Regions from separate parts of the Mus musculus genome. Here regions 1, 2 and 3 are each linked to region 4. A link is a loop called in an ENCODE intact Hi-C map of the cell type or tissue named here. Cell type or tissue: left cerebral cortex. All regions are shown on one strand.

Region 1 (4,000 bases), 140 kb after region 4:
GCCATCAGGCTCTGCAGAATAGAACATAAGGATTGTTTCCGGGAAACCAAACGATCCTCACCAAGAACCACTCTCTCCAGAAAGCTCAGGACCCTGTTCATCAGAACAGAGCCAGGGGCTAGGGGTATCTCAAGGATGGGTGGGGTCTTGAGGGCACACGGCCAGAGCAATGGCTTTCAAGGGTGGTCCATGGGCCGCTGGCATGAGCATCACCTGGAGCATGGCAGAAATGAAACTCCTCATCCGATCTCAGATCTCCTACAGCAGAGTCTCTGCGGCTGGGGTCCAGCCACTAGTGTTTTCACAAGTCCTCCAGGGGATTCTGAGGGATTCCGAGACATGGATAGAGTCTTGGAACATCTATCTCTCTTGGAAAATGTGAGCCCCACCCCTAACCCCCGATTTACAAGCAAGAGACTGGTAGGGAAGAGCTCAATGTAGTTAGTTACTGGTCATTTCTTTGCTGGCATGTAGGGGTGTATGTGAGCTGGGCAGGTGAAAGTTGAGAGCACAGCTTGGCTGACCACTGGCTGCTGTTCCAGGCGACTGCTGGAAGAATGAGTCAGAGCCAGTGACAGTGCCCCTCCTCCAGATGCACCAGGTCTGCAGACACACAGAAAGGATACTGGGTGAATGGAAGTCAGAGAAGTGGAATGGTGAGAAGCGGGTGGGGGTGGGGGTGTCAGGAAGTCTTCTCAGCCCACAGAAACAGACTGAATACCAGCTCTTGCTGACTGCCCAGAGCAATATACAGAATGTCACGGAGTCTTGTGTGAAGATGAACCCCCCAAATCAGGGTACTCTTACAGTGCTAGACTGGTTTGGAAAGATGCATAAACACAGAGATGACTACAAAGAAAACGAAGTTTACTGGGCCTGTGGATCCCAGGGGGTGGGGACCTAGGGGTGGGGGTGGGGGCTTGGTATCATATAAGGACTCTGGGAAGCCAGGAGAGGGAGAAAGCCTAATTAGAGCCTTCCTTGGACTGCCTGCCTTTCTGCACGGTGTGGTGGGTGGGGCAAGGCCCGCAGCCCTAGACCTGCTAGTGTGAATCATCCCCCTAGAGCGGGGTCTGGGGCTGTCCTTAGTTCTCTGCTTTGTGGCCCTGCGGTGGTTAGAGCAGGTGAAAGGTATCTCGGTCCTGAGCTAAGGAAAGGGATATGAGGTGGCCTCTGCCTGACTGGTGTGTCTGCAGAGCGACACTTCCCCATGGGGGCCTCTCTAGGAACCCACACAGCAGAGCTTCTCTTTCCCTGCGAAAACGAAAGGTGGGGGTTAATAGATGACGTCATGAAGTGGGATTCTGAAAGGCTCCTCTACATTGGCCACTGCCATCAGGAGCTGTATAATCTGCATGGTCTTCAGCCGTCACACATTTGGGGCATGAGCAGCTTGACTGGGGGCCCTGGATCTTTTGCATCTTGGTCTAGCTTGTATACACACAAATGGGACAAAGGAAGCTGAGGGGAACCCAGGCTGGAAAATGGCACACACATCAGGATCTGAAAGGCTCTATGGGGGAGGTGGATGGTGAGAGGACTGAAGAGAGATTTGCCTTAGTTTATACAGCTTGACAACATCTGTGAGGCACAGGCACAGTTCACAGTGTTCTCAGGCTGCAGTAGCCGGAGAGGCAGCAAGCCTACACGGAGTCCTGTGCCTCTCTTCTCTGCCAGAGGCTGAAACTCTGAAGAGAACCAAACCAGCAAGGAAGAACTGACCACGGTCCTCGACAAGCCCAGGGTCTGGGTACCCAGCACCCACATTTGAACAGTCTTCTCCCGGGAGTGCTCTTGTGTGGCCGCCAGCTCTGGGGAGAACATATGCTCCACAGATGTCCTCAAGGTTAGGTGTGCATGGCACCGTGAATAGAAATTAGCACAAAAGGTTTCTTGGCACGGGTTCCCGAAGCCTTGGCACCATGTCAGTAGCAGGAACACAGCTCAGCTGATGGGGGTGTGGGAGACATTGCAGGATGAAGGACCGGGGCCAGAGCTTTTAGAGCAAGGGCAGAGGCCGTGTTTTTGCCAGGCTCACTAATGGAACCCAAAGGTTGAGGAGGGCTGGAATGGGTGACCTGTAGGAACCCCAGAGGAAAGGGGTCAGGGCAGGCACCTCACTCTCTGTCCAGAGGTGAGGCTTGGGGAGTCTTGTGGCTGGGAAACCTGTATAACAGGCAATGAAGTTGTTCTTACACCTTAGGCAAAACTCATCCAAACAGATCAATAAGCGGAGAGCCGATGACCACAAAAATCTGACTAAAAGCCGTTGGATGAAATCTCCGTGCCCTTGGCTTTGATAGTGTATTCTTAGATAATGGGACCCAAATGCACAAGCCACAACAATGATAATAAGCTAAACTTCGAATTTGAAGACTTGGGCATTGATGTTCTCAAGGAACGGAAAATGCAAGCTGCAGAGAGGGTATATGACCCATGAGGATCTAGAATGCGTTGTAGGATGGACTGTCACAGAGCCCAGTGTGCGGGCAGAGGCCTGTGCCTTAGCCAGTCTTACTATTGCTAATGAAATACCATGACCAAAAAACAAGCTGGGGAGGAATGGGTTTATTTGGCTTACACTTCCATATCACTGTTCATCATCCAAGGAAGTCAGGACAGGAACTCAAACCAGGCAGGAACCTGGAAACAGGAGCTGATACGGAGGCCATAGAAGGGTGCTGATTACTCGTTTGATCTTCAGGGCTTGCTCAACCTGCTTGCTTGCATCTCTCTGTCTGTCTCTATCTCCGTCTCTCTCTCTCTCTCCTCTCTTTTCTTTTTTTGGATACAGTGTTTCTTTGTGTAGCCTTGGCTGTCCTGGAACTCACACTGTAGACCAGGCTGGCCTCTAACAAGTTCAGACTGCAGAAGCCTCCCTAGTGCTGGGATTAATGACATGTGCACTTCCACTGCTGCTGGCTAGGCCTGCTTTCTTATAGAACCCAGGACCACCAGTCCAGGAGTGGCCGGCCTCACCCACAATAGACTGAGCCCTCTCCGATAAACCACTAATTAAGAACATTCCTTACAGGCCTGGCTTTAGCCAGACTTTATGGAAGTATTTTCTTAATTGAAGTCCCTCCTTTCAAATGACTTTAGTTTGTGTCAAATTGACATAAAACTTTCCGCCAGAGCCTGTGAGCCAACACTAAGGAAGCTGACATGGGATGGCCTTAAATTTGAGGCCAAACTAAGGCTACGCTACATGATAAATCTTGTCTCAGCGAACAGACAAAATTCCCATAATTTAACCAAAAAAAAAAAAAAAAAAAAAAAAAAAGCACGCAACAGACCTTTCTCCAAAGAACACACAAAAATAGCCAGCAAGCACATTAAGTGTATTAAATTTCATTACTCATCAGGGAAATGCAAATTAAACCCATAGTGGCCATAACTTTTTTTTAAAGTAAATCTTGGCAAGGACATGGGGAAATTGGAAATCTTGTACATCAATGCTAACAATGTAATATGGTTTGCTCGTGGCTAGAAAGAGCTCGAGGAGTCTTCAAAAACTTAATTAACACAGTCAGAAACAGATACACATGTCTATAGTAGCATTATGCTAACGGTGTAAATGATCCGAAACCCTCAACACATCAGTTAAAAATGATATTACATATAATATGTAGCTATAAAGAGGATGACTGTGCTGAGATATGTCACAATGTACACATATTAAGAACATTGTGCCACGTAAAAGGTGAAGAGAGCAACAGAAAATAGGTAAGGGGGCATAAAGTGTACCTTAAATGTGAAAAGATGCTTAGTCTCTTTCATTATAAGAGAAATTAAACCCACAGAAGAAGCATGTGAACAGACCTCTCAGACAGACTGTGATGGTTTGTACATGCTCTGCCTAGGGAGTGGCACTATTGGGTGTGGTCTTGTTGGAGTAGGTGTGTCACTGTGGGTGTGGGCTTTAAGACCCTCATCCCAGCTGCCTGGACGCCAGTATTCTGCTAGCCTCCTTCAGACTCTCAGCTCCTTCTGCACCATG
Region 2 (4,000 bases), 91 kb after region 4:
TAATTGAACCACACCTCACTGAGGAAACAGCAGATCAGACAATGATGGGATCTCAGTCTACTTGTAACCCTAGCTCCAGGCTGCCATGGCTATCTCACTAACCCATATATGCCATTAAGTATAGAATTCCCTCATCAATAATTGTAGTGTACAGCTTTTCTGCAGGTTAACCCTAAGCACAGAGGAGGAAATCCCTGCCCTTCCCCATAGGTCAGATATCAGAATAAGTGGTTGCTCATCCAGAGTATTCAGAGGTCTGCGTTTTCCTATAACTGAAAACGGGAAGGAAAAAGATCATAGTCTGCAGGGAGTGGGAGGAGCCTTCTTAAACATAATACAAGACGAAGCCCCCAGGCCAGGGCTTGGCCTCTAATCCAGGATGGTGGAAAATATGACTAGCATCTGCTGGTCCAAGACCTTTGCAGCGACTGCAGCAGACAACCTTGCCAAAGATGTTGGGGACAGACTAAGTGAAGAACCGCAGGGTTCGCTCTTGAAAAAGGCTAGGTGTCCTCTAGCTATACACCCAGAAAGCTGTCACCTGTCAATCACTTGACCTAAATACAACAGTCACTGGGGGAATGGGGGGGAGGGGGTAGTCCGAGCATGCTCAGTGATGGAGATGACATCACTTAATCAATGCTGGAGACGGGAAGGCTGCATCAGCAGCCTGGAGCGGGATGCCAGGAACGTATCAGTGGGGACCTAGAGGCTCGCATTAACTCAGTCCCTCTCCACGCGGCTCGAATACAAAGAGGGCACCATGAGACACACACTCTAGGGAGAGCAGGTTAAGAAAGGGGGCGCGGACAAAACTAGTTTATTTCCTTTGGTGTACTCCCTTAAGAACTGTAAGGGAGTATTCCCTCCCTTTCCCCGTAGCCAGGCTGCAGAGAAGGAGCTAAGTTGGGGAAAACACTGTGGGAGGAAAGGTGGGGAAAGGTGATCAAAAGGGAGACTCTGGATTTGCTTAAGTAACTTCTGCTCTTGATACAGAGGGTTATTTGGGAACTCCCTCTCTTAGCAGATTCGAGAATCTGCTCTCCATCTAGAACGAAGCATATGAGTCTATCTGCAGACACTAGGGAGAAAGGACCTGGTGGGGGTGGGGGTAGTCCACAGAAAGCACAAATCCAGGACAATTGGGATGATAGGAAGCAGGAAACATAAGAGACCTCCCAGAGACACCAAGAGCACTCCTCACCTTCCACAAGAGAGCAAGGTGAAACCGCCTATGGAGGGCCCAGGAGATTTTGTTTTTCTTGCACCTTTCCTCCATACCTTTTTGACTAAGGTCTTGAGACAAATCGAACCCTGGAATGCCTGGATGCATCTGTGGGTTGTGGAGCTGACACTTTTGACCAAGACCTGGGCATCCCTACTTGCTGGCAAGCCTAAACACTGCCCACGCGGCGGCTAGAGTGGGAACAATAGGCCCACCCGAGCCCCCACCCGCGAACAATGGCGGACCTCGCACTCCCCCGCCGCCCCGCGCCACCACCGCCGCGGGGGAGTCACCAGGCAAGGGCTCTTTTACGATCCACCCGCGAACCCAGCCCCGCTGGGATGTCGGAGGTAGCGTCCGGAAGATCCCCACTCAGGCTATGGTGCAAAGCCGGAGGAGGGGCAAGACACCAAGGCCACTTACCCCGATCACCACCGTCTCCTCGCCTTTGAATTTGGGGATGAATTTGTCCCCGCGGAGGATCTCCGCTTCGTTGAGGGGCCGGAACCGGCACATCACTTTGATGCTGCATTCGGCTGGATCCGCCATCTCGGGCCGCAGCAGGAGGGGGCACAGGGATGGGGTGGGGGGCCCGGCTGGGCAGCGCCACCGAGGAGGCCGCGAACCAACCGCTGCCCGCTGCTAGGCCGCCTCCCGCAGCTTCTCAGCAGGTCATCTCAAGCCTGCGCTGGACGCCCCGCAGCTCCGCCGCCGGGAAGGAGAGCAGCGTATCAGGTGGGCCGCCCTGCTGCTGACCTCCAGCCCGGTCCTGCGCCCCCGGCCCACCTGCCCGCAACCACGAGGCGGGCGGACTAGGCGATGCTCAGGGAGCAATCCCCGCCCGGCTCAGACCTCCCGGGCTCGGTCGCGCTCAGCCATCCTGCATCAGCACCACCGTGCTCCGGCACCTCCAGGCCCGCCCCTCTGCCCCGCCTCGGCACGGTGACGTCACTGCAGAGATCCGCCTCACCCTGGGTGTAAGCGCGGCGCATCCCGGGACTTGTAGTCGCCACTCTACCTGCAGGTGGGAGGGCAAGGCTTGGATTAGCTTGAGAGGACCCCCGGGAACTGCAGGACTGATGGGGCTCCACAAGCCAAGAACAGAATGGAAGTCATAGTTAATATTCCCAGCTAAACTCTATAAAAAACCAGGTCACATCTTTTCCTGAAAGGAAAAATACTTATCAGCACAGTGTACAACTGAACAGCCACAGAGCGTTTCCCTGTGTTGTAGAGTTTTTGCAAGAGTCCTAGGGAAAGCAGGAAGGAAATGAGATTTGCATGGAAGCCAGTTATAAAGGAAATGCTTGAACATAGGTAATTCAAAATTGTTCACATCCGATCAAAATCAAGGATTTTATCACTGCAACGCTAAGTCAGAAAACAAATTCACACACCCACGTATTTAGCATGCTACTTTAGAGCTTGAGGGTTGAAGTCGGTTTTTTGAGTCCTAAGTCAGGAACATTTCAGTGTCGCGTGGCGGTGCATGCTTGGAATCCCAGCGTTCAGAAGGCAACTTGGGACAAAAAAATCCCAAAATCAAAAACAAGAAAAAAGGAAAAAGAAAACAAAAACAAGAAAAAGGGGGAAAGAAAACAGGAGCTCTGTTATAAGCAATCATAGATCAATTTCTAATGATGTTTAGAATCCTGCAGAAATGAACAGATTGTATAGAAGATCAAATCTAAGACAAGCCTAGGTTCTCATACAGGTCTCTCTTCTTACTGTAGGCTCCCTCCTCTCCTATAACATCCATGCTTACAATCTAACAGATTCTAACTGCTTGTGACTTCTTCTATTCCACTTGTCCTGCTTTGTTTCTGATATTGGCTCAGGGCCATTTGCCCTGCCGAACTGGTTCATTCCCATCCATCAATCAGTAAGTATCTCGGGGGCCCTATGGAAGATAATAGGAACATGGCCAAAGCCACTGAAACAAATGAAGAGCTTAGAAGAGCACAACTTGCTTTGCTATATTCAAGAAGCTACTAAACTGCCAAGCCAGAGAACAGGTAGATGCTAGGACTGCCTTAGGAACAATGGTCTTTGTACTGACTCTGTTCTTACTCAAGATCCATTCCCACCTATCAGCAAACTAAGTGCCAACAGTCTGTGGATGACATTCTCCAATTTAGATAAGGGTGTATGGGTTTTCAAAGAGTTTGAAACCTATTAGGGTAGGTCTATGCCATGAACTGGGGTTAGCCTAGCATCTACCTCTGGCACAATAACCTAGAGTCTAAAGCTTTGTAACTCTATGAAGGAACCTCGTGGTACGAAGTTTCCTGAAAGAAACCTGATGTATTCCCACCTCCCGGGAGAATGCATTGGTCCATAGCTGTGTCCATTTGGACTTTGTCAACACTAACTTTCAATCCTAAGACTTTCTAGAGAAGGATTTCCCAGATGGCCTGCAGCTGGTTGTCCTTACTTATTGTTCCAGGGTCCTTTCTGTATCACTACATCTAGACAGTGAATTCCTCCTTGCCTTTGCTCCATCTGAAGACAGAGTGCAGAGTAGGAAGCACACTGAGTGGGGAACTCCGCTGAGCATGGGTCCTTCCTCTGCCACTGTGGCCAGATATTTGCTTTCCTTCAGACCCTGTTTCCTATTCTCTGGCATTAGAATAGCAATATTGCCTTGCAGATTATTTTTTTTAACAAATTAAGAGCAGTATTACTTGTAATGTGTTTAGTATGGTAAAGCATTTAGTGCGTGCATGCGTGTGTGTGTGTGTGTGTGTGTGTGTGTGTGTATTATAAGCCAGATCT
Region 3 (4,000 bases), 69 kb after region 4:
GCATGTAGGCTTTTTGCCATTATTCCCTTAGCAACAGAGAATAGCAACTAGTTTCCGAGCACTTCCATTAGTATGTGTAAACAGCTGAGAGATAACTTCAGGTATGCAGAAGGATTGCATAGATGCTTCCCTTGCATGTAAGGAACTCGACTGTGGATTTTGACGTCCGTGGAAAAGGGACAGAGGAGGCATTCAAACCCATCCCCCACATCTGTAGACAGACAAATGTGTTATTACCCAGGAGGAAAGCATCTTCATACTGATTTATTTTTAATTTACAAACAAGTGCACTCATATGAATGGCTCCACTGGATGCCTCTAACCACATACATCCTTTTGTAATAATCACCTCAAACTATAGTCCGTGTCTTTTCTGGTCAGCTTCATGTCAGCAATTACTCACTTTTACTTTCTATTGCAGTTTGGCAACATGGAGTTGGTTTGGTTTGGTTTGCATCTTATAATACAAAGAAACCCGTTCAGAACCAGCCATGAACAGGAGACATTTCATCTCCAGCCAAGCTCCCTGCCGTACCCTATCCTCACCAAGTGCCCTGCTGCTACCCAACACCTGTACTTCCCTCCACCATGAGCCATAGCGGCCTCTGAAATGATCACTTCCTCCCAAGTCTGTAAATTTGAGCTCCATTTCACTGTTACCAAGCATCTCTGGATCTACTGAGAAAGAACCAACTGAATGTTTGTTAAGTCCTTTCCCAAAGCCAGTTTATAATTAGAAAGCAGAAGTGTCATTCCCTGCTCCAGGTTGCTATGGAAATGACTAAATGCAAATGTCATCTCACAGTGACAGTCACTGTCAGAAAGGAGGCAGGATGCTTGCAAAGAGCCAAAGGTGCCCCTGAGGTGGGAAAGACACACAGGGGCCTGCCTCAGCCATCTGCCTCGGAAAGAATATTCTAAGAGTTGATTTAGAAAATTTGGGGTGAACAGAGAGCTTATTCGGGACTCACATGAAACCATCACAGATAACAAAGGCATCCCGTGCAGGCCCAGACCACTGGACTGTGAGCTCAAAGTAAGACGATGAGGAACGGGGTACTCAGACCAAGTGTCCACAGTGATTATGTAGAGTGCTGCCTCCATTCAGTCACGAGATCAGGAACCATGCACGGGGTGTGGGAGAGAGTGGAATCGATCTCGGGGTTCTGGAGGAAGAGATCCCCACGGCTTGGGCCACTCTGTTGACCCCACTGCTACGGAGCCTATGGGAAGGCAGGTGAGGAACATGAACTGTCCAGATTGCTGCTTACAAGCAATGCAGGCCTCAGACCTCCTTCAACAGAGTCACAAAGCCTCTTGCCTATTTCATCTGTGTCTGCCCACGAGCTCAGACTGCAGGGAAACTTAACCATAAAGCAGTCTGGAATCAGAAATAAAATCAAAGCAGGGACAGTAAGATATAGGCTTTCTATGCTTTGTCACATGATTCCATTTTTAAGTTTTAAACATCACTGTGTCAAAAAAAAAAAGTACATAGATCAGCAATTTTCAATTCTTAAACCAACTACCTCGCCATCTCACACGCAGACGTTTAGTATAGTTCCCTACTGCACCAGCAAGGCACACACACGGACACTCCCACCACACAGGGATGTCTGAATGGTGGCTATTGGTCGTTAAGGTAAAAACGAATTCTTCAAAACAGTACTGTTCTCTCATCTCATTTTCATTTCTAGTAAATAAACATGCGTTTGGTTTATGAAAGATATAATACAAAGCAGTGGCAGACGGTACTCATTTCCCATTGCAGCGTAACAAGTTACCACACATCCAGAGCTTCAAAGTAATCATCTGAGCCGAGGACCAAAGCTTGATCCTTAGACGCTGACATGGGGCATGTATGTGTCACCCCATCACTCAGGAGGATCCCTGGGGCTTACTGGCCAGTCAGCCTTGCCTAGATGGTAAGTTCCAAGCCAGTAACAGATCCTGTCACAGAAAACAAAGTAGATAGCTCCTAAGAAATGACCCAAGGTTGACCGCTAGCCTACACAGACACACACAGACACCACAAATCTATGATCTTATAGTTCGGGTCTTACACACTGGTCCACAGTCTGGCCCAGGTCCTGCTGAGCTAGTATCAAGGTATCATCACAACAGCATTTCTTTCTGGAGGCTCTAGAGGGCTACTTCCTCCTTCTCTTTGACAGTCTCTAGGCCCCCCTCTATCTTCACAGCAATGGTTTAACAGTTTCTAGGCCCCTCTTTTATCTTCGAAGCGATGGTGGCCCTCATTTCCTCCTCACAACGGTTCAGGTAACCATGGTAATCTACTTGAAAGTAAGCTAGATATCAGCTTAATTCTATCTGCAATCTTAATGTTTTCTCAAAAGGGAACATAACATAATCCAGTTCTGGGTTAGGAATTAAATATGTATGGAGACCATTATTCTGCCTACCACAGAGAGGCATCTCATGAGCTACCCTATCAAAGACCTACATCCATATGCATCTCATACAGTGGCTCTCAACATATGGACTGCGGCCCCTTTGCAGGTAAACAACCCCTTCACGGGTTGCCTAAGACCATCAAAAAACAGAGACATTTGCACTACAATGCATAACAGTAGCAAAAAAAAAATAATTTTATAGTTGGGGGTCAACACAACATGAAGAACTATATTAAAGGGTCCCAGCATTAGGAAGGTTGAGAACCACTGAACCAACAGATGGTTTGGTGGTGACATTTAACATAAATCCGCCCATTCTGTTTCAAGTAAATTAGCCAGATTGGACAGAATTGCTTTTTATAGGGTATTTTTTACTCCAGATGCCTGAAAGCTTCTATATCTCCATGCTAAAAGAGGTTCACCTTCTAATAGGAGAGAGAGAGAAAGGGAGGGAGGGAGAGAGACAGAGACAGAGACAGAGACAGAGACAGAGACAGAGACAGAGACAGAGACAGAGAAGAGTTTTGATATTTTCTGGCCCTTCAAAGGCATCATGAGAAATCTAGTACTTGACAGGGATCTATAAACCCCAATATTCCAATACATGCACCTGCTATGTGCTGATTTGCAAATCATTCCTTAGGTCATAACCAGTATCCAGACTACATTTATGTCAACTTGATACAAGCAATAGTTATCTGAGAGGAAAGAGACTCAATTGAGAAAATGCCTCCAGAAAAGTGAGCTATAAGCAGACAAAGCTGTAGGGCATTTTCTTAATGGGAGAGGACCCAGCCCATTGTGGATGGCTGGTGGTCCTGGGTTCTATAAGAAAAAAGGCTGAGAAAGCCATGGAGAACAAGTCAGTAAGCAGCATTCCTCCATGGCCTCTGTCTTAGCCACTGTTCTATTGCTATGAAGAAATACCAGGACCACATCTTATACAGAAAAGCATTTAACTGGGGCTCACTTACAGTTTTGGAGGCTTAGTCCATTATCATCATGGCCAGGAATATGGTGGCAGGCATGGCATCATGGTGCTGGAGAAATAGCTAAGGGCTACACCCTGATCCACTGGCAAAGAGGGAGAGAGGGCGTGGAGTAGGCTTTTGAAACCTCAAAGCCCACCCGCAGTAACACATTTCCTCCAATAAGACCACAACCCCCAATCCTTCTCAATCCTGCCAGTCCCTGGTGCTAAAACCATTCTTATTCAAACCACTACAGCCTCTGCACTGGCTCCTGCCTCCAGGTTCCTGCCCTGACTTTCTTCAATGATAGACTACAATGTAGAAATGTAAGCCAAATACCCTCCCCTCCTCAACCCACTCTTGGTGACAGTGTTTCATCATGTCAGTAATAATCCTAAGAAAACTAGCATTCTTCACAAAGCGTGCATGAGACAGACAATAGGGAATATTAGTGTCATTTCATGAAACCAGCACGTCAGTTATGTATCTCTGAGCCTGTGTGCTAAGCTGTGACCTGAATTATTTCTTGGGTTTCTTAGTAGAATAAATAATGGTACCTAAAAACAAAAGGGAAAGTGAAAACAGCAACACTAGAAGAACTATTCTCTCAAGAAT
Region 4 (4,000 bases):
ACAGGGATTTGACCCGAAAGGATTCCAGAGCCACCACAAAGCTTCCCATAGCCACCTCCCATCCCAATTTCCACACACCCGACTCTGCTGCTCCTGCCAAACTGCAGGGATCATCATTCAGCTCAGGTGCTGAGTTATTCAATTATTCTAGCACCTTTTGAAACACATGTGTAGCTAGAAATGCTTCCGAAGAGAAGAAAATCCTGTTATTTAGGCTACTGGGTCAAATTTTGATCCTCTCTTGAATTCTTGTTTGCCACGTAATTGCTTCTCAAGTGAATAAGTGGCTCGTTGATACCCAATCCTTACTAGCAAGGAGCAGCAACAAATACCATCACCAGCAATCGGCTTCCAGCTCTCTGCGCAGCTGCAAACAGACCCTGCTACCTCCAGACCAGCTCAGCAATCCCCAGGCCCCTTCTCTCAGGGCACCACAGGCTGCAGTAGCTGCTGAAATACACACACCACAGGGAAGCAAGGGATCTGAGGAACAAATGACTTCTAGCTATTGCCGTCCTCTGACACACAGCTCCAACTTGCTTTGCTTCCAGATTAAAAGAGACTGCTACCGTCTGAGCTCTGTCATAATGCTAAAGTCACCAAAATAATATGTCTGCCCGGAATCTGGAAGCCACCCCTTACACCTCCCCCACAACCCACCCACCCGCTTCACGCCAGCTCTAGGAGATATTTTCTCCTATAGAGCAAACCAAAGAGACTGAAGAAGGGGGCGGAAAAACTGGTCATGAAGCAGGCCTGTCAGGGTCCATCTTAGCAAAGGGTTTCTTCAGCCCACTATGTCTCACTCTGAGGAACTGAATGGTGAGGCAGGTCAGAAAAGGCAAGTTCTGGCCAGAGGTGACATTTACCCACAAGTAAATGGCAAGACTGAAGCAAATCCTAGTTTTCATTTAGCCAAAGCAATTGGTATTAGAAAAAAAAAAAAAAAGTCTCAGAAGCTCTCCTGTAACCATGAAGCCAGGATCCCTGAAATGAAGGACAGCAACATGAAAAAACAGAGCATCTGAAACAGACTCTAGCCAGGATGGGGAACTGCTCTCTCGGGAAAGCCTTTGATGCTCAATGCAAGGACCAGAGTTCTATCCCATGAGGACACATAAAAATGTCAGGCATGGTGGCATGCGCTTGTAATCCTAGAGCTGGGGAGGTGGAGACAGACGGATCCATGGGGCACACGAACTAGTCTAACCTAATGGGTCAGCTCCAGGCAAAGGAGAAAGCCTGTTGCAAAGGAGGGGGATAACACACATAGCAATTCTCTAGCCTATACACACACACACACACACACACACACACCTCCAGATACATGTACACCCCTACACATACATACATACACAAACATGTACCCCCTCCCCACACATGTGCACCCCTCAATCCACACACGCACATATACACACTTAAAGAGACTAATTGAGCAACTGATCCCTGTCACTTGGTCCACCCCACTGTGCACAGGTCACGGGATGGAATGAGCTGGGGCACAGTGGCCAGGAATAATAAAACTTTAGTAAAACAAAATAATAAAACACTCGCCATCACAGGAATTGGAAAGGCTTGACTTCCACAGTCACCCCCCTTTCCCAAGAGTCCCCCAAGATGCCAGCCATCCCAGGAAGGAGGAAACCTTCTCTCCACTCCGCTCGCTCTCACCGTTCCTCCACCTGTTCAGCTCCATCTCCAGATGCTGGAGGACACTCTTCAAGGCCTTGTTCTTCTCTTTCTCTTTTTCATATTTCTTCTTCCACTCTTCTGCTGTTAGTTCCAAGTTCACAGAGACTGTATTCTTGATGGTCTTTGCTCTGGGATTAAAACACAGGAAATAAATTCCAAGAATAGCCATTAGCCCTTACTGATTTTATATAACAAGTCTCAGATTCCCTTCACATCCAAAAGGAACTGGAATGGCAAAGACTCCCTGTGGCACCTACCTACAGCCCTCAAGCGGCATCACTGGCAATGCTTACTAGAGCTTTTTAAAAGGACTTATTTTTAGTATGTGTGTGTACTTCTATGTATGCATGTCTATGTGACTGTACGTATAGGTGAGTGGGGGGAGGGGGGGTGTGTACACACATGCATGCACATGCCTGTACCCTCGGGGACCAGAAGAGGGCACTGGATCCCTGGGGGCTGTGAGCTATCTGACTGGATGCTGAGGTCTAATCTTTGGTCCTCATGAGAGAACAAGCACTCTTAACCCCTGAGCCATTGCTCCAACCTCACACTGTTATTTCTTAAGGCTCCAGAGCCACCCTTTCCTCTTCTCCTTCACAGTCCAATGGACTTTCATTCAGATTGTGCCTCAGGGTCCCATTTTGTCTAACTTCCTCTGTGTCCTCACAGTCTGTCTTCAGGCCGTGGGTTAGAGGCTTACCCCGGTGTTCAGCATGTTTAAGCATTCCACAGACCTCTGCCAGACTAGTCTTCTAAACAGAATTCCCAATCAACTCGGTAAACACTTACAAAACACTAGGAACATACCAACAAGGATGGGCAAAGTGCCCCACCTCTTACAGCTTGGGGTTTCTTATGTCAGCGACACAAATTGAACAATCAGCTACTTCTCTTATTTGCCTTTGGTGCCTAGAACCAAAGTGTTAGGCACATGCCAACACATGGCTATAAGGTAGGTGGGCCACATAAGTGAGAGAGGGTGACTGGGGGACACCATGGCTTCCTAATGATCCCCTCAGCAAAGGCAAGCATCAGCACACCAGAATAAAAGGCTGGTTATTCTGAAATCATCTCACTGTTTATAAATAGCCAGAAGTTGGGATTTTTTTTAATATTTGTATATCCAAATTCAGAATGTCTTAAAAATAACATAATGCATGACAAACAGGTCTCATGGGCACCATTTTTTTTTTCATGATCTCGTAGGGCACGTGGCTTAGGGGTGTGATGTCATGTGCGTGATAGACAGTCGATGAAAGGAGAAGCTGGGGAGAAGAAAAGAAATCAGCATCTGCATTAGGTGAGATTAAACAAAAGGCTAGGCTCACCTAGGCCTGCACAGAAACAGACGGGTTCAGCCACACCCGGGAAACAGTAAATTCCTCGCCTGTTTGCTCCCTGCTTGTTAAGCAGGCAAAGCTCATGTGAAAATACATGGTGCTCTGTCTTCTTGCCACTGACATTCTCATTTTAATCTCTAAACAATTCTAGGACTGTCATGTTTGCTGCTACAGCTGATGTGTGATCCAGGTTAATTACTGTTGTCATCAAATGACATTTGGGACATGATTTCTATTTTGGTGCAAGTAATTCAACCGTCCGCCCCAGTGCTACAGTTGCCATTGCAAAATTAATTTCTAGAGCAGACAACTAAATAACCCAACTGTTGAAAGAGGAGTTAAATGATATCAGTGCTGGACTCATGAAAGAATTAGGATAATTCTCATTTGCTGTACCTTAAGGCTGCTCTCCCCAGAACTGCTTCAATTTTAATTCTTCAATAGCAGTAATTTTATTAGTACTTTAAGACTTGGTGCAGTCTGGCTTTCTCACCCTGCCTTCTAACACCCTCAGGTGGTGCTATGGCTGCGTCTGGGCTGCAAGCACAGGCATGGCTGTGTCCCCTGTTATCAACTTAAGTCAGGAAGTAGGAGAGAAAAAAAAAAAAAAAGCCTCATAGCTAAGATGCTTGCTGTCACTGAAGGATACAATTTAAGACTACTGATTTTATTTAAGTCATAAATAGTGCCCTGAAGACTGCAAATGGTACCAGAGAGGAAAAGATGGAGCCCCTGTGCTGTCTCCAGGCAGTGTTGCTCAGAGGTACATTTCTCAAGTAGAACTATCAAGTCTATCGCAGGGTAACTTTCTGAGATGCCCAGAAAATTCTTTTTCTTCTATTTCTATAATAAGCTGGGGCAGTGAAGCAATGACCCACTCAACTTGAGCAGTTTGCCAAGTCTAAGAAAGGTGTGGAAAGGTGCTGAGAAAGGGGACATGTAATGCCTCAATTAGTAAACATGGT

What was found. A loop is a pair of places that touch in the nucleus more often than their neighbours do. Peaks named below come from ENCODE experiments on the same cell type or tissue, not always from the same donor. Only the 100,000 strongest peaks of a DNase experiment are listed, where the experiment ranks them.
Region 1: a loop joins it to region 4, with 1.9 times the contacts of the local background. A loop is called at or near these places in 2 of 42 quality-filtered maps.
Region 2: a loop joins it to region 4, with 2.1 times the contacts of the local background. A loop is called at or near these places in 9 of 42 quality-filtered maps.
Region 3: it touches region 4 in a loop (2.2-fold over the local background); 2 of 42 quality-filtered maps call a loop at or near these places.

What each region holds. Positions count from the first base shown.
Region 1 is chr2:49,567,935-49,571,934 of GRCm38, reverse strand. No RefSeq gene overlaps it. Among named protein-coding and RNA genes, the nearest start is that of Kif5c, 49 kb to the left of the region's middle. In left cerebral cortex, no CTCF peak of the experiment used is centred here; DNase peaks (open chromatin) are centred at 494, 1,364, 1,609 and 1,858; H3K27ac peaks cover 990 bases.
Region 2 is chr2:49,617,436-49,621,435 of GRCm38, reverse strand. Kif5c (kinesin family member 5C) reads right to left here and starts at 2,150. Exons shown (of 26, transcript NM_008449.3): 1 at 1,649-2,150. The coding sequence starts at 1,774. In left cerebral cortex, a CTCF peak has its summit at 2,225; DNase peaks (open chromatin) are centred at 684, 1,068, 1,443, 2,163 and 1 more place; H3K4me3 peaks cover 2,476 bases; H3K27ac peaks cover 2,203 bases.
Region 3 is chr2:49,639,738-49,643,737 of GRCm38, reverse strand. All of the region lies in intron 1 of Kif5c (kinesin family member 5C), which reads right to left. Among named protein-coding and RNA genes, the nearest start is that of Kif5c, 22 kb to the right of the region's middle. In left cerebral cortex, no CTCF peak of the experiment used is centred here; DNase peaks (open chromatin) are centred at 92, 747 and 1,703; H3K27ac peaks cover 1,139 bases.
Region 4 is chr2:49,708,540-49,712,539 of GRCm38, reverse strand. Kif5c (kinesin family member 5C) reads right to left here. Exons shown (of 26, transcript NM_008449.3): 11 at 1,672-1,820. Among named protein-coding and RNA genes, the nearest start is that of Gm46738, 37 kb to the left of the region's middle. In left cerebral cortex, a CTCF peak has its summit at 2,123 (motif pointing right); DNase peaks (open chromatin) are centred at 38, 621 and 2,072; H3K27ac peaks cover 2,172 bases.